Regions from separate parts of the Mus musculus genome. Here all the other regions are linked to region 1. A link is a loop called in an ENCODE intact Hi-C map of the cell type or tissue named here. Cell type or tissue: left cerebral cortex. All regions are shown on one strand. Links, peaks and the distances in the headings refer to the core of each region. The heading gives the core; the rest is flanking DNA.

Region 1 (5,319 bases), core at 47-5,046:
ACTGGTTCCAGGAGGACCTCTTTCTTTGACAAGGAGGGTAAAATGGGTTAGAGCCAAAGAGAATCATCTCGCCTCCCTTTGGAAGACAATCTCTGCCCAGTGAGATCCCTGTTGTTGGTGGTGGTTTAAGTTCATTTCCACACTGGTGTTGTCTGACCAGCTCGCCCTTGCACCTCCACTGCTGTGGGGATGGCTCTCCCCCTCGTCTGTTGTGACTGGGGACAGATTATGGCCTTGATAGATTAAGGCTAGCTCCTGGTCAGCTGAAGATGGAGCAGAGCTTGGGACAGGAGGAAGAGGGGACTCACTTCATTCAGAGCATATAGGATGTCTTCAGGTCCCAGGGGAGCCAGGGCATGGGCCTGGGAATACAGTAGTCCAGCATGTTTGAAGGCGGCAGCTGCATAGGCTGGAACCCAAGTAAAACACTGTGTCTTATAGGTGGGGCAGTGGCCCAGCAGGTCCCTGTGCAGGCCATTCATGTGCACCAGGCCCCACAGCAAGCGTCTCCCTCTCGTGACAGCAGCACAGACCTCACGCAGACCTCCTCCAGCGGGACAGGTATAACTCTTTGCCACTCTCCTCCCCAGCCCCCAGTGCCCTGCCTTCCCACAGGAAGCCTAGAAGTAGGGACTTAGCGGCATGTCTCTCCCATGCTCAGGACCGCAGGGAATTCACTAAGTAGAGCCTGGACTTTTTCTCTCATCCTTAGAAGAGACCTAGGTAAGCACGCTAAGGTTTGAGCCCTGCTCTGCAGTGGGGAATCAAGAGATAAGGAACCATTGAAAAATAACCTGCTCAGTAACCAGGGAGGCCCGAGAGCAGTTGTCACCGATGAGACACTCTAGGTCTCCCTGTAGGTCTCTAGTTCCTCTCTGCCGCTGTTGGTCTTTTCAAGAATTAGAGTGAACTCTCACGTGTAAGTTATTGTCATTCCCGCCTTATTTATTACACATTAGCTGAATCCCTTCTGCTCTAGGACTGGAGGGCCTGGGAATCGGGGGACAAGCAAGAGTCTCAAGTGAGTCAGAGTCTGCGCATTAGTAAGCTCCTACAGTAACATCTGAGATGTGCTTGTCTGGAGGACGAACCTCTTAGGTGTAAGTTGAGGAAGAGTGAGGAGGATACGCGCAATGGAGTTCCCTAAGAAACTGCCTTGACTTTCCTGGGAGGAGGTCATGGTTGCGATCGTAGGGTCTGGGAACAGAGACTTTGATGGACGCACAATCCCACCGTAGAACAGTGGGCTGTTGAGCTCAGAGGAAAAAGCTAGACTTTATTGTTGTTGACAGGAAGCAAAGAAACAAGCTTTTGAAAAACTCGAGCCATAGGACATGGTACAAAGACCCTGAAGGTTGGAACCCTGGGGCAGGATGAGAGATAGCAGGAGGGATCAGCTCCCTGATGTGTGTCTGTGTTTTCCAGTGACGTTGCCCGCCACCATCATGACGTCGTCTGTACCCACAACTGTGGGTGGCCACATGATGTACCCTAGTCCCCATGCAGTGATGTATGCCCCCACCTCAGGCCTGGCTGATGGCAGCCTCACCGTGCTCAATGCCTTCTCTCAGGCACCATCCACCATGCAGGTGTCCCACAGCCAGGTCCAGGAGCCAGGTGAGGGAAGGGCAGGGCTGAAGCAAGAAGGACCATTTATCTCTCCCTTCCACAGGCTCCAGCGCCAACATGCACCCTCACTCCACCCCCTCTCCCAATGCCCACACATACTCCTGCACAATTGCAAGGATCTCACACTCAGTGGACACTCTTGCGCATGTAAACCCTCACACCACAGGCACCCTCATGCTGTGCGTGAGACGGACGCTATGGGCACACACCCTTGGGCACGTGTCTGAGGCTTCCCAGACACTTGTGAATATCATGCTCCTCCAGTATCTAGGGCTCCTCTTGAGCAAGTTAGTGAGTATCTCCCATGCTTTCCGATGCAGGTGGTGTCCCTCAGGTGTTCCTGACAGCACCGTCTGGGACCGTGCAGATCCCTGTCTCTGCAGTTCAGCTTCACCAGGTAAGGTGGACTCTGACCTGGCCCACTCAGCCAGTCTCCCCTGGGCAAGTACTAGAACGGCAGGCCAGCAGGAGGCGCCCGAGCTCAGCCTGCTGGTCGGTCTCTCCCTCCTGTCCTCACACACCTCCCTCCTTTTTTTTTTTTTTTTTTTTTTTTTTTTTTTTTTAATGAAGACTTTTAATTTTATTATTTAACATAATTTAAGACTTTTTTTCGTATTTTTCCTTACCCATCTTTACACACCTCCCTCCTTACAGATGGCTGTGATAGGGCAGCAAGCTGGGAGCAGCAGCAACCTCACCGAGCTACAGGTGGTGAACCTGGATGCCACCCACAGCACCAAGAGTGAATGATCCGCCCGTCACCCTGGACAGACGGCCCAAGGGACGGCACCACTTATTTATTGTTGCCTTTTCACGGTTTCTTTACACACACACTGACTGGCCGAAGGAGGGAGGCGGGGAGAAGGAGCGGGCAGCCACAGGACTATGCCCTCTCACTCCAGCCAAAGAAACGGGCCTGCCTGCCCTCCCCAGCTGCCCTCCTTCCTGCTCTGCCTGTCATGCTGTTGATGGTGCAGCTCTCCTCCCTCCTCAGACCCCCTGCCAGCCTGGCTCAATTTGCTATGAGTATTAGCTGACCCGATGGGACTGTGCCACCTTCCCACTCACAGGCCTTCTGTGGGACTGGGCACAGTGTTCCCGTCCGAGGAAACATTTGGGGCCCTCTCTCCAGCCTCTTTGGCGACCTCTGGTTAGCTTTGTGTCTGCCATGGTCTGGGTCAAAAGAGCCCGGCCCCTGCCCCTCAGGGAGCCAGCTGGGAGAGATATGGGGGCTTGTGCCCTCAGCCGATGCCCTCTGCCCCTTTCAGCTCCTGAAGCAGCTGGGCCTGTGCACCGGGCAGGTTACTGGGGCCGCCTGCCCTGCCTTGCCTCTGTTCCCGCGGACCTGCAGGGGCTCCTGGGTTGGAGGGAACCACTGTTAGCGGTCTCTTCCTCCCCTTGGTCTTCCCCCTTCTCCCAGCTGCTTTACTTAAGAGTTGATTTTGAACTTTTTATTTGAGGAGATGACGTGAAAACAAATCTATAAATATATATTTTTAAAATATTTAACTTTTTTTTAATGGCGTTTTTCTCATCCCCCTCCCTGCCCAAACTCCTCTTGGGGAAGCTCTTGGGCTCCCTAGAACTGTCTGGGCCCCTGGGGACAGCCACCCCATGAGCTTGGGGTCCACCAGTGTGTGTGTGTGGGAGATTCTGGGATTGCTCCACATCCTGGGTTCTTTCCAGGAGAAAGGTGGGGGAGGGGCCCTCAGGCCAAGCCACAGAAGGGGGATGGGAGGTCCCGCAGTTCTAGGCCTCTTTTGCCCTCTAGGGTTGTTGCTAGGAAAAGGGAAGATGGAGACCAAATGTGGGGGTGGGGTGGGAGGGGTCAGGGAGAGGAGATTGATGTCCTTTGTGCCACAGTATGGTCGTTGCAGCCTGTGCTCCCCCAGGCTTGCAGATACCTGGGGCCCAAGGTGCAGTGGGCAGGATGGAGTTCGGGAGGTAGGGAGATACAGGAATGGGGGTCAGAGGTAAAAGCTCTTGGGCTGAGTGCAGCAATGGGGGGCCAGAGGTGGGCAGCTCTCCCAGGGAGTGAGCAGCTACTGTAACTTTTTTAAATTAAGACAAAAAGCCTTGAAGAAAATGACTTTATTTTTCTAAGTGTAACCTCAGTATTTATGTAATTTGTACAGGGCCATGCCCCATCCCTTAAAATCCCTTTGGGGACCTTGAGGGTGGGCTAGCATAGGGGAGGGTGTTTTACCCTGTGTCAGAGCCAGCCTAAACCACCTGTATCCATTAAAGGAGCTTTTTCCGGGAGGGCAGTTGGGGTAGGGTGTCACTAAACCCTTGTTGCTGCCTTCAGTAGGAACAAGCCTACTTCTGCGGTTAGGTGGAGGGGTTGGGAAGGTTTTATGCACAGCCTACGTTTCATGGGGATGATCTGCTGACGTTTAAGAGCCCCCTGAACCTCTAATCCCCATTACTGTCTTCCCCAGCTGGGATGCCACCTTTCTGGCCTTTCTCCTGGAAATAGCTGGGGCGTTTGGGTGGCTTTCAAGACTGGGGCATGGTAAACCAGGGGTCAGAGTTGGGGAGCTTGGGACTCAGGTCTGTAACTGCCCAGCCCCCTTCTCTGCTCCTGTTTCACTCCTCTGCCGCCCACTCATGGCCCCTCCCCCAACACCGGAGGTGTTGATTCCTCCTCACAAAAGATAGAGCCTGGGCAAGTGATTCAGGCCAAGTGCTTACCAACGTGTGCTGTGTGATTGTGGCCTTGGGAGAACCTGTTTGTCAGGCAGGACTGAGGTGGCATTTCTATGTGCAGCAACCCTTGGTGTATCCCTAATTAAGTGGCTCTAGGGGTGTGTGCGCGCGCCTGTGTCCGAGTGAATACGTGTGTGAATGTGGAGTGCGTGTGGTATATCCGTGGTTTCTACTTCTCCTGGGATGTTGACCCAGGAATAGTGGACATGGTCACATCTTCTGTACAGAGCTTTCTTTTGTATTAAAAAAATACTCTTTCAATAAATGTATCATTTTTGTGCACAGACTGGGGTCTTTGGCTGTGTCTTTGGGATCTTTTTAGCATCGGGAGGGAGGAGGGAGCACAATCCCTTAAAGTCTGTCCCAAGCTGCGGTGTGCTTTGGACTGTTCAATCCTACATGATTGAAGAGATCTGGGCGAGGACTTAATGCATGGTTTTGCCAGCAGCTCAGGGAAGGTCAGGGGTTTTACTTAAAAGTCAAAGTGACCCAATGATCTAAAATACCGCAGGGTTTGGGCAGCGCTGGGAAACAACAACAACACACACACACAAGTCCGGTGATGGGAGTATGGGTTAACTAATGCGGAGATGATTGCTGTGGTGGGTGGGAGAGGAAGATGGACCCGGTGGAGCGCAGGATGCTTCACACCGGACTACCTGGGAAGGACACTGGTTGCTGACTCCCTCGGCTAATACGCATGCTCCACTCACGCGCCGCTTTGCCACGCTCGCAGTGGGCCACCGTAGGACCCGTAGTCGCCCGGGTCGTGCGTGCGCCCGGCGTGTGACCCGGAAAAGAGCTGTGGAGGAGGCGGGCCCAGTTGCGGGACCCGCTGCTGGGTGACAGCGAGGGTCCAGCCGGGAGGGCGGTGAGAGGTGAGAAGAAAGCTCTGCACCGAGCCATCCCTTCTTTTCCCAACCCCCTCCAAGTCCCTCATCCCTTCCTCCCGGACTAGAGGGAGAAGTCGGGGAAGCAGGT
Region 2 (5,319 bases), core at 66-5,065, 160 kb before region 1:
CGAGGATGCTGGAGGTAGCTTCGAGGATGCAGCTCAGGCTCTTGTGCTCCTGCAGCAAGTGCTGCTGCTGAGGATGGCCATGGTATTTTCACAGACTGCACTTTCTTCTCGGTTTCTTGAGGGTTGCTCTTGAACTCACTGTGGAGCCTGATCCTTCTGCTTCCAACTCTTCAAGTACTGGGTTTGATTTGTTCTGTTTTTGTTTTTGTTTTGTTGTTGGTGGTGGGTTTTTTTGTTTTGTTTTGTTGGTTTTTTTCGAGACAGGGTTTCTCTGTATAGCCCTGGCTGTCCTGGAACTCACTTTGTAGACCAGGCTGACCTCGAACTCAGAAATCCACCTGTCTCTGCCTCCCGAGTGCTGGGGTTAAAGGCGTGTGCCACCACACCTGGCTTTGATTTGTTTTTTTTTTGTTTGTTTGTTTGTTTTTGTTTGTTTGTTTGTTTGTTTTTTTGAGACAGGGTTTTTCCGTATACCCTTGGATGGCTTTGAACTCATGGCAATCCCACCTCAGCCTCTTGAGTTTGAGAATCAGAGATGTGCACCATCATGCCTGGCTACATTGGTGCATTCAGACACACATTTACTGGGGGTTTAACCTAGGGCCTCACACATGCCTGGCAAGCACTGAGCTCCAATCCCAGTCCCTCCTTTTACATTGTAAAACTGCATGCAAACCAGACTGCCCACTGTGGTACTGTAATCCTAGCACTTTAGAGGTTGAGGAGAGGTGATTTCAGGTTCAGTGACAGCCTGAGGTACATAGCAAGACCCTGTGGCAAGAACAACAAAAAAGAAGGCCCTGGGGACTTGGATTCCCACAGAGAAGAAAAAAAAATCCCACTTGCAGCCGAACTTTATGTGTCTCTGTCCCCTGCTTCCTAGAGGAACCAAGGTCTGCAGGTCTAAAGAGGCTACACAGTCAGTGGCAAGTTTATGCCCCAGGACTACAGTGCATCTTGAGGTTTTGGGTATGGGCAAGGACATCTGTTGATCAGCTCCATCAGAGGACAACTGCCTCAGTTACACTTGTACAGATAGGAATATCCACCAGCGAACAAACACCTTTCTTCCCCATGCAAACAATAGTAGAAATGCAGCCTCACTGTGTGCTCCCCTCAACTCAGTGTTAGTCACCGAGCAAAATGCAATTCTGTATGAGAGCCAGGCTCCTCTCCGTGCTGGCCTTACCCTGTGCTCACTCTTGAAGGCACTCCAAGCTCCTACTTGGCTTAAGCTTCCCTGGCAGAGATCACCCGACACCTCCTAGTTGCAAAATCAAAGTGTTCTATTCAGTGTTTAGCAGACTCTACCTGCCTCTGGCCATTGTGACACCAGTTCCCTCTAACCATCTTTCATCACTTAGGAGTCACCCTCAATGCATCCTTTCCCTGATACTGTCTCCCCGAATCCAGTGACTCACCGAATCCCGTTGACTGTACACGTCTCCGGAGCTCATCCGCTTTTCTTCATTCCGGTTTTTAAAGTCATTCACGTGCATGTGTGTGTCTGTGCGTGTGTATGCCACCTATGCAGGTGCCCAGGGAGGCCAGAGGAGGGCAGGGCGTCAGGTTCCTGGAGCTGGGGTTACAGGTGGTTGTGAGCCAGCTGTTGTGGGGGCTGGGAGCCTAGTTTAGGTCCTCTGGAAGAGCAGCAAGTACTCTTAACCACTGAGCCTTGTCTTTTTTTCCATTCTGTTCTTGAAGTTTTAAAATTGTGTGTGTGTATGTATGTATGTATGTATGTATGTATGCATGTGTCTATCAGGTCCCTTGGGGCTGGAGTTACAGGCAATTGTGAAGCAGCTAATGTGGGTGCTGGGAACTGAATTCAGGTCTTTTGGAAGAGCACCATCTTCCCAGCCCCCATCTTTCCCAATATTGGGGCTACTGCTCTTTGTGTAAGGATGATTGACTATTGTTTGGTTATCATGCTCCTGGGGGAATCCAAGACCTCTTTCCTGGGGAACAAACGGCCACAGGCTTATTTGTAACTTTTTAGTTCTGAGAGTTGTTTCTTTGTTGTTGTTGTTTGTGGTGGCGGGTAGGTTTTTTTTTTTTTTTTTTTTTGTCTTTTTTTTTTCTTTCTTTTAAGAGGTTCTTATTGTAGTCCAAACTGGTCTGCAACTGGCTATAGTTAAGGCTGGTCTGTAACGCCTGATCATCCTGCCTCTATCTTCCAAGAGGTGGGGTTACAGGGGCAAACCCATCACACCCAGCTCGCAGATTTATTTTTGATGGACCTCCTCCAGTTCTTTAATGTAATCTATTGGCTACTAGGATAACTAAAATATATTCCTCCATGTCATTCTGAGGTTTGTGTAATTTATGTGATTGTATTTTAATCGTCTCTTAATACGAGTCTGTGAACCTCATTAGAGTGGGAACTACCTGAGGGCAAGAACCCAGTCTTACCCACTTGAACACTAGCTTGGGTGCGGCGGCGGCTCAGGGCTCAGGTAGGGAACGATGAGGCTGCTTTTTCACTTCATTCTCAGTGGCTCCAAACGCAGCTGTTTTACCGATTCCAGCACCCTTCCAGCAGCTACAGGGACCCACGTCTTGAAGCTGCAGCAAACCAGGGTTTCTTATTTTATTTCAGCCCGGTTCCACCGCTGATAGGCTTTCCCCTCTGCTCCTCTGCAACTGTGATCTAGGACAGACTTGATGAATGCCCGGGAGTACCCTTGGGAGTCTTCTCTATCATTTCACGTGTGCAATTTGAGCTACTTTAAATTCCTGTGAAGAAAGGTGCCCTTTTCGTGTTAGGGCCTTTTTCCTCCAGTCCGTACGAAGCAGGGCAGGTAGAAGAGCAGGGGAGAACATGAGAGCCACTTCTGGAGGGAAGGAGCAGAGCTCAAAGGACTGAAGAATAGCAGAGGACGACGCACAAGGCGACGCCGGAGAACAGATCTGCTAGCCAAGCTCGGGTTTCCCCATGGCTCCGCCTCCTCCACGAAGCCCGACCCTTTTCAGGGCGGGACCTTCCACTCCAGCCAATTCTGGGAGCCGAACCCTGGCGGTTTGTACTCTTTCTTTCCAATGAGAAAAAAGGGAAGCTGCTTGGCTCCAATGACCAATCCGAGGAGGCGGCTCCTGGTTCTCAGGCAGGTTTGTAAGAGTTCGGGCCAATTGGAAGCGCAGCCACGGCTCGGCCCGGGCGCAGCGCGCAGGCGGTGGCGAAGAGACGCCGAGCGGGCCGAGTGTGGCCGAGCAGAGCCGGAGCGGGGCCGCAGGAGCCGGGCCGGGTGTGGACCGGCCGAGATGTCCTATAAACTGAAGAAGGATAAGGTGAGCGTGGCCTTTCCCCTTGCGCCTCCGCCGCCGGGCCTGCGCGCAGCTCTGGGAGGGGCCCGAGGCAGGCCCGGGACAGCCTCAGACTGACCCTCTGGTCCGGCCCCCCGCAGCACTCCCGCGGCCAGCCCCAGGGCCGCGCGACTGCCAGCACCCCCAGTCCGTGCAGCAGCTGGGACAGCTCTCCGTCTTTGCCCGGACAGATTTCCCCCCACCTATCCCTCTTCCCTTCCTCTTTGCTCCTATCCCCGGCCCCCTCCAGATCTGCTCCACTCCCGGCTCACTCCCTTGCTTTTTCTCCCCGCCTTTATCTGTCCCCGATCCCCCACGGTTTGGGACAGTGCTCATTTAAGACCGCATTTCCCTCCAGTACTTCCCCCACCCCCGCCCTGAGCAGCCCCTTCCCTCTTCTCCTCACCAGCTTAAAAGACGGCCTCTCCACAGTTCTGTACAGTCCCTCCTTCCCCCCCCCCGCCCCCCCACGACAAGCCCCTGACCTAGAACCGCTCTGCTTTCTCTCTCCTCCGCCCAAATCTGGCCTAGGCCCCTCCCTCGAGTCTTCCTTTACACACAAACTTGTAAGCCAGGACCGAGCCCTTCTTCTGTTGATGGAACCCCAGAACGTCTGTGCTGGAAGGGAGCTTTGGAGCACATGCAGACTAGCATGCTAGTGGTACAGATGAGGAGACTGAGGCCGGGTCAGGGGAAGGGACTTGTCCAAGGTCACACATCCTGCTGGAGGCCCAGCTGCAATATCAGGTCTCCCAACTTGGAGGGCTCTTCTGTGCAAGTGCCTAACTGGCATCAGCTGGCTTCCATGTTCACCCTAGACGGGACTCGGTTTCTAATCTGTTAGAGGCTCCTCCCTGTATTCCTTAGGATAACCTTTGCATTTCCTTTTTTTGCACCAGGACAGGATTTCTCCCTTTCTTCTGGCCTGTTCTGTTTAGTTTTCTTCTCATTCTGCCGTCCAGTACACTCGGTTTCTTTATTATTTGCAGTGGCAGAGATCAGACCCAGGGTCTTGCACATGCTAAGCATGTGCAGTACCATTGGGCTACACTCCCAACCCCACAGGCCATTTCTTGATGTTACCGTCTTTTGCCATCTTTTGCCTCCAAACCACCCTGACCTGTCCCTGCCTTTCCCTTTGTTTGCTGCTCTTGCTTGATCTGTGGTTCTTCTGAGAAGCAGACTCAGCTGGGGAGGCTGGAACTGGTCTTCAGACTCCCCAGCTTTTGGGCTGGCCCCTTGTGTTGGGCTGGCTCTGGCCTGGTCTCGTGGTCCACTCTCCTGATGACCCCAGAGGTGGATTGCATTCATTTTTCCCCTGATGGATGCTGGGCTACCATCTCTAACCATATCAGTCAAACTCTTTATCCCGGGGCTGTTGTGTGTTTGCCAGGAGGCTCTGCTTCTGGGCTGTCACTGTCTCGGTCTGAGAGTTAGATAGAGCACAGGACAGGGGGTGGTGAGCCAGGCAAAGTTGTGTGCCCTACCTGGGTCTTATCCTTGGGGAGTGGGCTTGCCAATGGGCGCCATCCAGCAATAGAAACTGTGCACTCAAGATAGCTAAGCCCGGGACTGGGGCTGTGGAGTTCAGAGGAAGGGGTGATCTCCTTAAGCGCCTGTCGTTTCTAGTCTGTGGACCAGATCCTGTCCCATCTGTCTGGCGGCTGATTGGGAATTAGAGGGGACGTTCTTAGACTTCGTCAGGCTGTGAGTGCTTTGCTTGAGAAAGGGCACAGGAAGGACCGGGATGCGTGGAGGCAGCCAGGGAGGCCTTTATGAGAGCTAATCTCCTGCACTGGATTTTGGGCTGCGTTTGGCCTCCTTCAGGTTCTGAGGGGGAGAGAGATGACAGTGTGACTGAGGTGTACCAGGGTGGAGGCACAGAGACAGGTGGGTGGAGGCCCCTTTATTGCTCATCTGTCACCTGTCCCCTCTCTCCTCGCTATCCTTCCCTGCTTCCCTGGGGAAGTCTTTCCTGGGCCTTCACTTGGGCTCACTTACAGACTTTATGTGTTC
Region 3 (5,319 bases), core at 53-5,052, 100 kb before region 1:
GCTCCTTGATCCCCTGCATCGCCGTTCAGCCGATCCAGGAGGAAGGTGACGTGCAGGTAGCGTTTTACCAGGGAGAAGAGCAGCCGTCCTGGGACCTGTGGGATACACCTCTGACCCTCACCCATCTTGTCTCATCTTCTGCCCTCTTTCCACAGTACCCTCTGTGGCAAGTCCACAGCTCCCACTACCTCGGACCCTCATAAGATACCTGTGGCAGCTGAACGCCCTCGAAAGACATCGGGTGTTCCGTGAGAGTAGCCTGGGCGAACAGTGCAAGCAGAGCGCAGCGGCTATCAAAATCCAGGTGCTTTTCAATGGCCTCTTGTTGGCTCAATGACAGAAGGATCTGGGTCCGGGTCCCTGAAACCCACACCTCCAATCAGAAACAGTTCCCTAAGCGCAGTCTTCCAGGGATCTCTCCTAGCTTTCTACTCACTACCAATCCTTTGCCAGCACTCGCTGGGAATGACATATTTTGTTGATTTGCTTCAAGAGCCAACGTTTACTATCACACACACACACACACACACACACTGCAACAGTCTAAGCTCTTCTGCATAAAAAGCTAATGGGTTAATATGTTCTTGCTTATGCAGTCTTTCCCCCCTCCGTCCCATCCCCTTCCACAACAAACATTCTCCCTACCCCGCCCCCTCTTTTTTTCTTCCAACTTAAAAGTGAACAACAACTGAGCCATTCCGTACTGATGAGGTCAGAAGGTCCTGTCCCAGTGTCCTCTGAATCCCTGAGCCGACCCAGACCCTCTCCTGTTCTCCCTCCCCCACCACAAATGTCCCTCACCAGCATCGTGGGAGGACAGAGCTTGGATCATCCGGCCTGCGCTCCAGCGGATCTGATAATCAGGACTGCTCAACATGTGCATGAGCAAGTTCACAACCCTGCGGTCTTTGAAGATGCCAGTGAGGGGCTCGATGCTGGCATAGGCACTGAGTACATGGACCGTGTGAAGGAGAGGGGCAGGAGGCACGGTGCCCACGCACTCCTCCAGCTGCCGAAGGGCCCTCTGAATCAAGGACTTCACATCTGTTTCCATCTCCCCCAGCACAGACTTGTCGAGGGCCCCTGCCTCAGTGGACTCCCGGGAAGGTGCGATGACTTGGCCATTCTCGCCCAGCATCTTGTGGCAGTTGGCATAGATCTCATCGTCAGACATCCATAACAGGATATGCTCAGCCTTGCAGTCCACTGTAGAGTCCCGGTCCCCATCATCCCCGCGCCTGAGGATGAGCCAGCGGATCTGATACTCGGGGTGCCCATTATGGCCAACCCGTTGGCGGATCAATTCATCCGGATACGCGTGCAAGCCAGGCCCCAGGGGCACCCTGAATTCCCTGTATCGTAGCTCCCCTACCATCGTGGCACCTGAGACACACAAGGAAGAGAGAAAAGGCAAGCTAGAGTGAGAGGGAGGTCAGAAAACAAGGGCATCCAGGAGTTGGAGGAGCGAAAGCAGCAACAGCTGTTATTCTGGGTGGGGTAAAGTTGGGCCTGCTTCGGCCGGTGAGACCTGGACTGGACAGAAGAACATTGCGGAGTTTGTTATTCAAGAGCAAAATATTGGAGCTAAGAGGTCTCTAAGGCTCGCAGCCTCGAGTGGGTTTGGTTCGGAACACCCGGAAGGGCAGTGGCATAGAGCAGTGTTGGATTTACAAATGAAGCCCAAGGTCCTGGGACAGATAAAAGTAATTTAGGGAAACGGGTGTGTGGGGGCCCAGAACTGTGTCGGAGGGGGATGCGGTCTCTAAATTGAAGCACTGGATTGTGAGGCCCAAAGGAAAGGGCACAGAAATGGCCATCAGCAAAGCACGATGGGCTGGGAGAAGGGGAAGGTATGGGAGACATCCATGACCAGAGGCGCGAGGCCGGGAGAAGGGTGCATCAGGGGTCCGATGGATAAGCGGCGCGAGGCTTGGTGGATGGGAATCAAGACCCGAGAAGGTCCGGAAAGGGCGTGGTGGGATAGGATGGGGAGGTAGGCCCAGTAAAGGATAGTCCCGAAGCACGGTTGGGAAGGAGACGCGAGGCTCCGCGGTCGATCGGAAGCCCAGAATAGGGGCAGGGGCTGCGGTGGGGCTCTGGCCACCTCAGAAGTCCGCCGGGATCCTGGCGCGAGGCCTGTCCTTTGCAGAGCTAGGGACGCGCGGAACACGATGGCGGCTGCGGCGCTGGCGAGTGTTTGGGCCCCGCCTGGGCCCCCTGAAGGGGTCTAGGCGCAGAGGAGGGGGCGTGCCTCTGCAGGAGACAGGCGGGCAGAGGGCGTGACCAGCAGAGGCCTCCGAGGCGCGCCGGCGCACTGCCTGCTGCAGGGTGGAGCCTAGTCCTGGCTGGTGCTCCAGGCGCTCCGAGGCTCCGCCGCCTGCTCCAGCCACCGCTCGCTTCCGCCTGATTTAGCGGAAAGCTGGGGGCCGGGGGCCATCAGCGGGCGGAGTAGCGGGTGCCACCTGGACGACGCAGCCCTCCAGTCCTGCACCGCCCTTTCCTCTTCCTCTTAGTCCTCCTTCCTGCTGCCGGAAGTGCCTTCCCATTTCCCAAAGCCAGAACTGGATAGGACCTTGGAGGTCATTTCTGCCCCCTCCCCATCCGTTTTTCCATCCTCTTCCCTCTATCCCTGTTTACTTCTTGTCCATTCTGTACCGCGCCCTCCCAAGTGAAAAGGTAGTAAGAGATAAAAACAAGAGACATTTTATTAGAGTCCAGGGCAATCAGTTTTGGGCAGCAGCGGAGGGCAGCTTCACATAACTCTTCATGGGTGGTAGTGGCCGAATCTTTCGGCCGGCCCAGCCTCCCTTGCGTTGCCACAGCCCACTGTTAGGCCTCTTGCCCAGCCAGCGGTTCCTTCCTGCCTTGCCGATGACCCGCTGGTTATGGTTAACGTTGGATACTCGGCCTACAGTTGCAGTGCATGACTCCAGCACCTGACAAGAGAAGCAGACAAGAACGCACCGGTGGGGACACGAGGCTGGCAGGGCAGTGTTGGGAACACTACTCTGGGTGACTTCTTACACTCAATGAGGGACGGGAGAAGGGAGAAACACAAAACATTAGAATATAAACGTGGGTCCAACAATGAATTAAAAGTTAAGGAAAAGACTCCCCATATCTATGTTTGTGTCTGTGGTTTTCTTTTGGAGTCAGGGTCTGGGAAGGTATGTAGTCTTGGCTGACCTGGCACTGCACCAAGACACCCCTGCCTCTGACTCTTGAGAGATGGGATTAAAAGCCAGTTCCAACCTGGTGGTTCAACCTACGTCTTTTTCTGGTTTTTTGAGAAAGCCTAGGTGGCTTGCTTCTTTTGCCTCAGTGTCTGGGATGCTGGGGTTACAGACACGGATGGCCCGGCCTGGCTGGGAAGGGCATCTCGACTCTAAAGTTCCAGCCTGATATGGCATGCTTAGTCAGGTAGCAGAAACAGAGCAGACACAGAGGGAGGCACTGCCTGGCATCATAAACACTTGGGAGACACTGAGGGACATTCTAAAACTTCCTTCTCTTTTTCTTTTTGTTTTTTGAGGTAGGGTTTCTCTGTGTAGCCCTGGCTGTCCTGGAACTCACTCTGTAGACCAAGCTGGCCTTGAACTCAGAAATCCACCTGCCTCTGCCTCCCAAGTGCTGGGATTAAAGGCATGCGTCACCACTGCCCGGCCAAAACTTCCTTCTTTGCTGACCCCTCCCATCTGTGCCCATACACACCTGCATTTGCCTCTTCGAGGGCAGCTGGATAATGGCTGTCCCGTTCACCTTCCGAAGCAGCACACCGCATGTCCCTGGGGAAGGGGAAACAGCTTGGCCACCTTCCACAAATCAGAGGGAGGTTTCCATGGGGATCTGAGGCCACATGCCACCCTTCCTTTGCCCTTGGGGGGGCACATGAAACACAGAAGATCATACACTATGATCTAGGCTAAAACAAAGCACAGATTGATCCTCTCATTGTTTGTTTCTTCCTGTCCTGGAACAGATGTGAGTCTAAAGGGTTCCCAGAATAGTGCTATCCCAATTGTGGGATGTGTGTAGCTTTTGTGCCCATACCTGCAGCTCGGATATACTGGGCTCCCCGGCCAGGCTCGCTCTCTACGTTGTTGATGAGGGTCCCCACAGGCAGCGCCCCAAGTGGATGTGCATCCCCCTCCTGGGCGGCCACTAGAAAACAGGATCTCATCAGCACAAGACCCAGCCACCTCCACCCCACACATCCACCAGCCATCCCTCACCTGCCATCCTGCCTATGTGATTAGAGTTCAGGATTGTATCTCCAGCCTTCATGTTTTCCGTGGCAATGATCCAGCGCTTCCGGCTACCCCCAGCAACCAGAGCTATGTCTGCAGACCTGTTCAGGATGATGGACAAAGCCCACATTTTCTGAGAAGCTACAAAACAACAATTCAGACCACACCATCATCATTTCCCATCCCAAACTTGCCTACAAGGATCATAGCGGACTACCACAACCTTCTCCTCAAACGGTTCTGGTGCCTTTTCCTTTTCTGGCCGGAACCGTAGAAAGTCAATCATGCGATAATTCTGTTTGTGGCCTCCACCGATACCATGCACTCGGATGCGGCCTAGGATCAAGACAGTTCAGGCATGTGATTCAGGTTAGAATAACTCTCAGCCTAGATTGGACAGTAGTACTCCCTCACTATTATATCACAAACAGAAAAACGACAAAGGGTTGGTGGTATAGCAGTACAGAGCTTGCCTTGTGAGCGCTGAGGTCCCAGGTTCGAGCCACAGTATGTGGGTGAACAGAGGCCAGGGCTTCCTTGCAAAAGTAGTGGGGTAACACTTATATGGCTCAATAAAAATATGATTATTAAAACTGTACTGGAAGGGATATACACTGGACTCCCATCATTAAACCATTATAATGTTGGTCCCTTGCATTGAGCAGGTTTTCTGTTTCTCTGTGGTCTCTTCTTCAGCTTCAGTCATGACCCACACGGTGAGATGCACCTCAATGACATCTTACAAGCTATAGTGCACTGCTATATAGACATCCAGGATGCTAATGCAGTCGGGCAGTGGTGGCACACGCCTTTAATCCCAGCACTCAGGAGGCAGAGGCAGGCAGATTTCTGAGTTTGAGGCCAGCCTGGTCTACAGAGTGAGCTCCAGGACAGCCAGGGCTACACAGAGAAACCCTGTCTCAAAAAACAAAACAAAACAAAAAACAAACAAAAAAAAAAAACCCCAGGAGCCTAACACACTTTCCTCCTGAATGCTCCAGGCCCTTTTCCCACCTGTATGGTCTCGACCCCCAGACTTCCTCATCTTCACTGGTTTAACTGTGTACTTGGT
Region 4 (5,319 bases), core at 230-5,229, 81 kb before region 1:
CACCACGCCTGGCTGGGAATCTGTTCTTGATGAGGCCATTGCTTTCAATCACTGGGCTTCAGGAAAGGGAATAAATGGCAGGAATAGACTTAGAAGCTGGGTGACATGGGACCTTGGGTTCCCAATGCCTGTCTCTTCCCAACAGGATGGCAGTGGCACCCTCCAGAGGAGCGGCTCTCTGGGCAAGATCCGGGATGTGCTTCGTAGGAGCAGTGAGCTACTGGTGAGGAAGCTCCAGGGGACGGAGCCGCGACCTTCCAGGTACATGACAAGTGACAAGGGGTAACTATGACAAAGCAGGTCAGCAGGCCTGGCCTGCAGCACCTCCTGGTGCCGGAGAAATGTCCTAGAGTGTCCTACACAGAGGAGCAATGGGGGCCTCACTTCTCTTTTTCTTTGCAGCAGCAGCATGAAGCGGGCGGCCTCGCTGAACTACTTAAACCAACCCAATGCAGCCCCCCTCCAGGTGAGCGTGCTGAGGGACACCCTAGGGCCGAGGGAGGAAGGGCTCCCCAAGGCAGTCCCAGGGGCAACTGGGAAGGTGGAAGACTCACCATAGTGAAGGTGGCCTGGGAGACTGGAGCTCTTCAGGAGTCAGACTGACAGCATGGCATCGGAGGTGCTGGGCATCGAGAGACAGGGGCAGTGGGGGACACATGTCTAATCTCAGAGCTGGGGAAGCAGAGGCAAGTGGGACTCTGCATTTAAAGCCAGCCTGGTCTACAGAGTTCCAGCACGGACAGGGTGACACAGAAACCTGGTTTGAAAGAGAAGAGAAAGACAGACAGACAGATAGACAGACAGAGACAGAGAGAGAGAGAGTTTCTGGCTAAAGGATTCAGTCAGAATTATTCAGGAGAGTACCAGCCACTGGTGCTCTCTAAGCTGGTAATAATTCAGAGTGACTTAGAGCTGCTGGCCGTGTCTTACTCCTTCCCTTGAGGTCTCAGTGAGGAAGTAGGAACACCAGCAGCATGAAGTCTCCCTTAGAGAAAGCAGGCAACACTGCCAGCCAGTTCAACACAGTGAGCTCTTGGGTCAGCTCATTCACTGTGCAAGCCAGCATTCTTGCCCAGGTTTCGTCCCGTAGCTCCTCCAGTAGACCGTGCCTAAGCAAAGTCCTAGAGCTTAGGTTGAGGTTAGAAATTCCATCTTTAGTCTCTGCAGAGCAGGCAGACTCCAGGAGTTTGCAGTGATGTGTGGTTGCTGGTCTCTTTCAGGTCTCCCGGGGCCTCAGCGCCAGCACTGTGGACCTTTCTTCAAGTAGCTGACATTCAACTCCCTCTTTTAGTCTGCTGGGTCCCCACAGCCCTTACAGCATTCCCCATGGCTCCTGTCTCTTCCCCAACTCAATAGGATGGTGAAGAGGGAGCGGTGTATGTGGTAGATTGCTGCTTCTAGGGTCTAGGCTCCTTCCCTGGGAACCCCCCTTCGGAAGGGCCCTCAGGATAACATGATCTCTACTTTGGAGTCCTCTAGAGTAGCTGACTGAGGCTCCCAAGGTGGGAGAAAGTGGGTCTGCACCTCAGGGATGCGCCTGATGCTGGCTCTTCTGTCAGTTTGGGGCTGGCCAACTGGGCTGCCTTGCCCTGGTCTCTTTTACCCTCTGCTGCCTCACTACAGGTCCACATATTTCACTGTTTCTTTAATAAATGAACCAGGTAACATTTTGTGTTCGGAGTCTTCATTGAAGACGTTGTTCAGGACCCTTCCTAGAAGGATGAGGGCAGTGGTAGTGTGCAGGACTGTTGAATTCTTGGCTCAATGGTTCCCTCCGTGTTTGTACCCTCTTTAGCAGGGCCTGGAGGAAGACTTCTGGGGGATGGGGAATGAGGCACACAAGAAGAAGGTGCTGTGGACGGGGTTGTCAGGGACATGTGGTGGCCATGTGGCAGGACCCTGGAGTCCTGGCGCCACTTCTCCTGCCTGTGAGGCCCTCTGTGGCTTCCTTCCCCCCTCCCAGCTGCTTGGGGGAAGGGAGGTCTAAGCAGGCCTGGGGGGCCCTCCAGAGCCAGAAGGGGGACAAGGCGCTATCCATCCTCTCTTGCATATCCTGGAGGCCTGTCAGCAGCTGGGGCCCATCTTCTAAAGCTTGACTTCTTCTGACCCGCCTCCCACACCCCTTGCTGCTTTCACAACAAAGAAAGAATGTGGGGGTGGTGGCGCTGGGGGTGGAGGGTGCCTGGAACAAGGGCTGCGTTGGGCCTCCCCACAGCTGGAGATTTGGCCATGCCCTGACACAGCCCAGACTGCTTGGAGATGGACTTGGGATGTATGTCTGTTTAATAGCTCTCGCTGGGGGTTGGAGCCCAGGGTTTCTACCTTGGGTTCAGATTTGTCCAGTGTCACGCACGCCCCTCCCCCTCCCTGGCTACATCTGTTCCACCGGGCACCACAGCTGTGCCCTCCTTGTCTTCTGAGACATCCTGGCTATGTCCTCCTTGCCTTCTTCTGAGACACCCTGCTGGTCTGTCTCATGCAGCACTTTGGGTTGCTTAACTCCAGCAACTTGGAGAATTCTGGGCAAACTATTGCTCCAGATCTCCAGGTAGGTTCAGAGGGCCTAACGGAGTTCTGAGAGTCACTTTGGTTCTCTTGCGTCCCAGTGGATAGATTAGGCGGTGGGAACAACACCCAGGTCTCCGGCACTCCCCTAAGACGGCCACTGCTGCTCCCCCCCCCCCCCATCATTCCCCAGATCCTTCTTTCTATTGCCAGCTCCTCCCCTCGACGGCGGGGAAGGGGGCGTCAGGGGGCGGGGCGCCGTGCAGGCGGAGAGGAGGGGGCGTCGGGGGCGTGGCTTGGCTGCGGCGGCGGCGCGCTCGAGGGCTTGGATGTACGGGGCGCGCGCGGCTCCAGCTCCGGACGCCTCGGGCTCGGGCTGTAGCTGCTGCGGCGGCCCCCGCGCTCCGGTCCGCGCGCCCGCTCGCCGTGTGCCTTGAACCTCGCTGCTCGTCTGCAGCCCGCCAGGATGGGAGCCCGCCCGCTGACTCTGCTCAGAGCCCTGCTTCTGCCGCTGCTGGCCGGTGAGTCCCCCGAGAACCGGGAGGATCCGAGCTGTGCTTTGAGAAGCGCGGGAGTCCCGGGGGCTGGAAGGGCCCTGGAGAGGTGGGCTGGGCAGTTGGGGAGGTGGAGAGGCTCGCTAGGGGCTCGAGGATCCTGGGTTGGCGACGCCCCCTACGCGGTGGCGACACGGTGCACTGGGGCGCGGGGACGCGTTTGCTGTGAGTTCTCTCCGCCCGATCCGAGAGTTTGCTCGAGCGTTGCCCGGAGTCGCTGGCTCCCAAGCTCTGCTAAGATCTCCCTTTTGGAGAAGCAGTGCCCTCCCATCCCGTGAAAAGGTGCGGACGCGGACACCCAGGAATGCCCCGGGCCTTGGAGCCCAGATGAGGGGGATAGGCCTGGCTCCCGATCCCGTCCGAGCTGACATGGGGCGCGCCTGGCGCGGAGCTTTGTTACCTATGCCGGCCCGACGCGCCCGGGTCCCTCCCTGCAAGTTCCGGGGCAAAGCTGGAACCCCAGATGGCCCTGCGGGTGAGGGCAGGTTAGACTGAGAAGTGCCTAATCTTCTCCTCCAACTAGGCCTTGAGCCTACTCGGTGCCAGGGTCGTATCCCTGGAGCGGAGGGTCCCAGGCTGTAGTGGTGACTAATGAGTGAAGGCCGCTGCCAAAATCGGGCATGGCCGGCTTGCCAAGGTGCGGACGGGCTTTGCTTTGCTGTTTCCTGGATTTCCATCCTGTCCGTGTGTCCGTGTTCTCGGAGGAAAGGATTGTCTCTCTTCCTAAGGGCAGAAAGGCAAAGAGAGAGATAGAACGAGAGAGAGAGAGAGAGAGAGAGAGAGAGAGAGAGAGAGAGAGAGAGAGAGCGCCCAACTCTGGCTTTTCGTGAAGGGTCTCTCTACTTTGGTGAGGGTGTGGCCCCCCCGCCCCCCCCCCCCATCTCCAGGGCAAACAAGGGGCACCCTGTCCCGCAGACTTTTATTTCCTGGCTGATCACACCTGAGAGTCGGTCACAACTAAGGTGTTGTAAGTGACTTAACCGGAAATCGCCAAGCCACCCATATACCCAGTCTGCTGGTCCAAATGACTCCCTCCTTACCTTCCAAGACAAAACTACCAGTGGTGGTCTGCGGAAACAGCCCTCCTTGGGGAGACAGTCTGCGGGGGTGGGGGTGGGGGTGTCTTAGTCCTTAACCTAAAAAGAACTTACTTAGCCTTCTCTTTAATGAGTTCTAGCCGGGAGGGCAGGGGCAGGGAATTGTATACTGTCATCTTCCTGACCAGCTGTTGAGGGTTTAGGGACCAGAGAATGAAAGTCTTTCCCACCCCCAGTTATAAAGAGGTAGGCATAGCCTAAAAACCAACCCTGGGGTCTCTTAAGCTGGTGTTCCTAAGTTGTCCTGTGTTCCTTATGTGTGGGGTAGTCATTGCTCATGGCAAAGTCCTGCATCTGCTCCCAGAGGAAGTATGTAAGGTTTTGTTGTTGTTGTTGTTGTTGTTTTGTTTTTTAACACAGCCAGGATGAAGGCCCAACCATATGGGCAGGCAGCCCCAGCTCACAGGCCTCCTCGGCTGGCTGCTGGGTTTTGGTGTGTGTGGCTCTGCTAGATGTAGCTGTATTTGCTGCTGCGGTTTAGCTTTCTGAAGTCAAAGGCAAGTTCTGGTGGAGATGGCCCTTGCTCAACCACGCTACATTGCCAATTTCTTCTCTGAGGACTCTTGATGTTCGAGATGTGAACTCTAGTGGTGGGTGTTCTGGGAGGGTGTGTGTGTGGGGGGGGTTGGATAGGAGGGGTTTGGGGGGTATCTCCACAAAGAAACATTTTAATGAGAGCCTTAAATCAGTTCCACCAAATGTGCCTTCGTGTGAAACCTATCCGTGTGCTGTAAACGATTTCAGCGGAGGCGCCTGCTCTGCTGGTGAGATCCAGGGACTCTACCTACCCCAGATGCATGTCTTCAGGGGACAAGGAGGTTTTAATAGATCGAAGCACATTTCCCCATCGTGTTGTTTAACTGTGTCATTAACTGAAGCTGTAGGGAGACCTCACTGTTAAGGAGGCTGGGGCTAGGGACCTAGCCTGCCCAGGTTTGTAGACTCGGCCATTTTTGAAGTTTGGGTAATTATGCTGTAAATACCCAAGTTATGGTCCAAACCTTGAGATCCCTGGTGTGATAAATACGGTGGGGGAGGAAGAGAAGGCTTAAAGTTGAGAACCCAGACACCCCCACCCCCACCCCCTTTTAGACAGGGTCTTATTACATGCTCCAGGCTGGCCCTAGGCTTATGGTGCAGCCCTCCTTGGCCTAGAACTCATG

What was found. Peaks named below come from ENCODE experiments on the same cell type or tissue, not always from the same donor. Only the 100,000 strongest peaks of a DNase experiment are listed, where the experiment ranks them.
Region 2: a loop joins it to region 1, with 2.1 times the contacts of the local background. A loop is called at or near these places in 6 of 42 quality-filtered maps.
Region 3: a loop joins it to region 1, with 2.5 times the contacts of the local background. A loop is called at or near these places in 13 of 42 quality-filtered maps.
Region 4: a loop joins it to region 1, with 2.5 times the contacts of the local background. A loop is called at or near these places in 6 of 42 quality-filtered maps.

Annotation. Positions count from the first base shown.
Region 1 is chr17:46,546,143-46,551,461 of GRCm38, reverse strand. Srf (serum response factor) reads left to right here. Exons shown (of 7, transcript NM_020493.2): 4 at 442-561; 5 at 1,426-1,617; 6 at 1,950-2,026; 7 at 2,284-4,623. The coding sequence ends at 2,379. Cul9 (cullin 9) reads left to right here and starts at 5,074. Exons shown (of 41, transcript NM_001081335.2): 1 at 5,074-5,216. In left cerebral cortex, for the core only: a CTCF peak has its summit at 2,083 (motif pointing right); DNase peaks (open chromatin) are centred at 2,069 and 4,247; H3K4me3 peaks cover 463 bases; H3K27ac peaks cover 551 bases.
Region 2 is chr17:46,702,802-46,708,120 of GRCm38, reverse strand. It overlaps Ppp2r5d (protein phosphatase 2, regulatory subunit B', delta), which reads left to right and starts at 3,119. Exons shown (of 15, transcript NM_009358.3): 1 at 3,119-3,288. The coding sequence starts at 3,262. It overlaps Gm52314 (a long non-coding RNA gene), which reads right to left and starts at 2,496. Exons shown (of 2, transcript XR_003952400.1): 1 at 2,413-2,496; 2 at 1-1,579. In left cerebral cortex, for the core only: a CTCF peak has its summit at 3,065; a DNase peak (open chromatin) is centred at 3,021; H3K4me3 peaks cover 2,535 bases; H3K27ac peaks cover 1,160 bases.
Region 3 is chr17:46,647,501-46,652,819 of GRCm38, reverse strand. Mrpl2 (mitochondrial ribosomal protein L2) reads right to left here. Exons shown (of 7, transcript NM_025302.4): 2 at 5,262-5,319; 3 at 4,442-4,583; 4 at 4,233-4,348; 5 at 4,051-4,161; 6 at 3,712-3,785; 7 at 2,688-2,936. The coding sequence ends at 2,724. Cul7 (cullin 7) reads right to left here and starts at 2,482. Exons shown (of 26, transcript NM_025611.5): 1 at 2,105-2,482; 2 at 802-1,383; 3 at 209-360; 4 at 1-95. The coding sequence starts at 1,375. In left cerebral cortex, for the core only: a CTCF peak has its summit at 2,260 (motif pointing right); a DNase peak (open chromatin) is centred at 2,325; H3K4me3 peaks cover 1,516 bases; H3K27ac peaks cover 1,338 bases.
Region 4 is chr17:46,626,975-46,632,293 of GRCm38, reverse strand. Ptk7 (PTK7 protein tyrosine kinase 7) reads left to right here and starts at 2,790. Exons shown (of 20, transcript NM_175168.4): 1 at 2,790-3,026. The coding sequence starts at 2,972. It overlaps Klc4 (kinesin light chain 4), which reads left to right. Exons shown (of 16, transcript NM_001357130.1): 14 at 146-261; 15 at 403-466; 16 at 1,221-1,665. The coding sequence ends at 1,271. In left cerebral cortex, for the core only: a CTCF peak has its summit at 2,494; DNase peaks (open chromatin) are centred at 2,186, 2,451, 2,809 and 3,183; H3K4me3 peaks cover 1,728 bases; H3K27ac peaks cover 945 bases.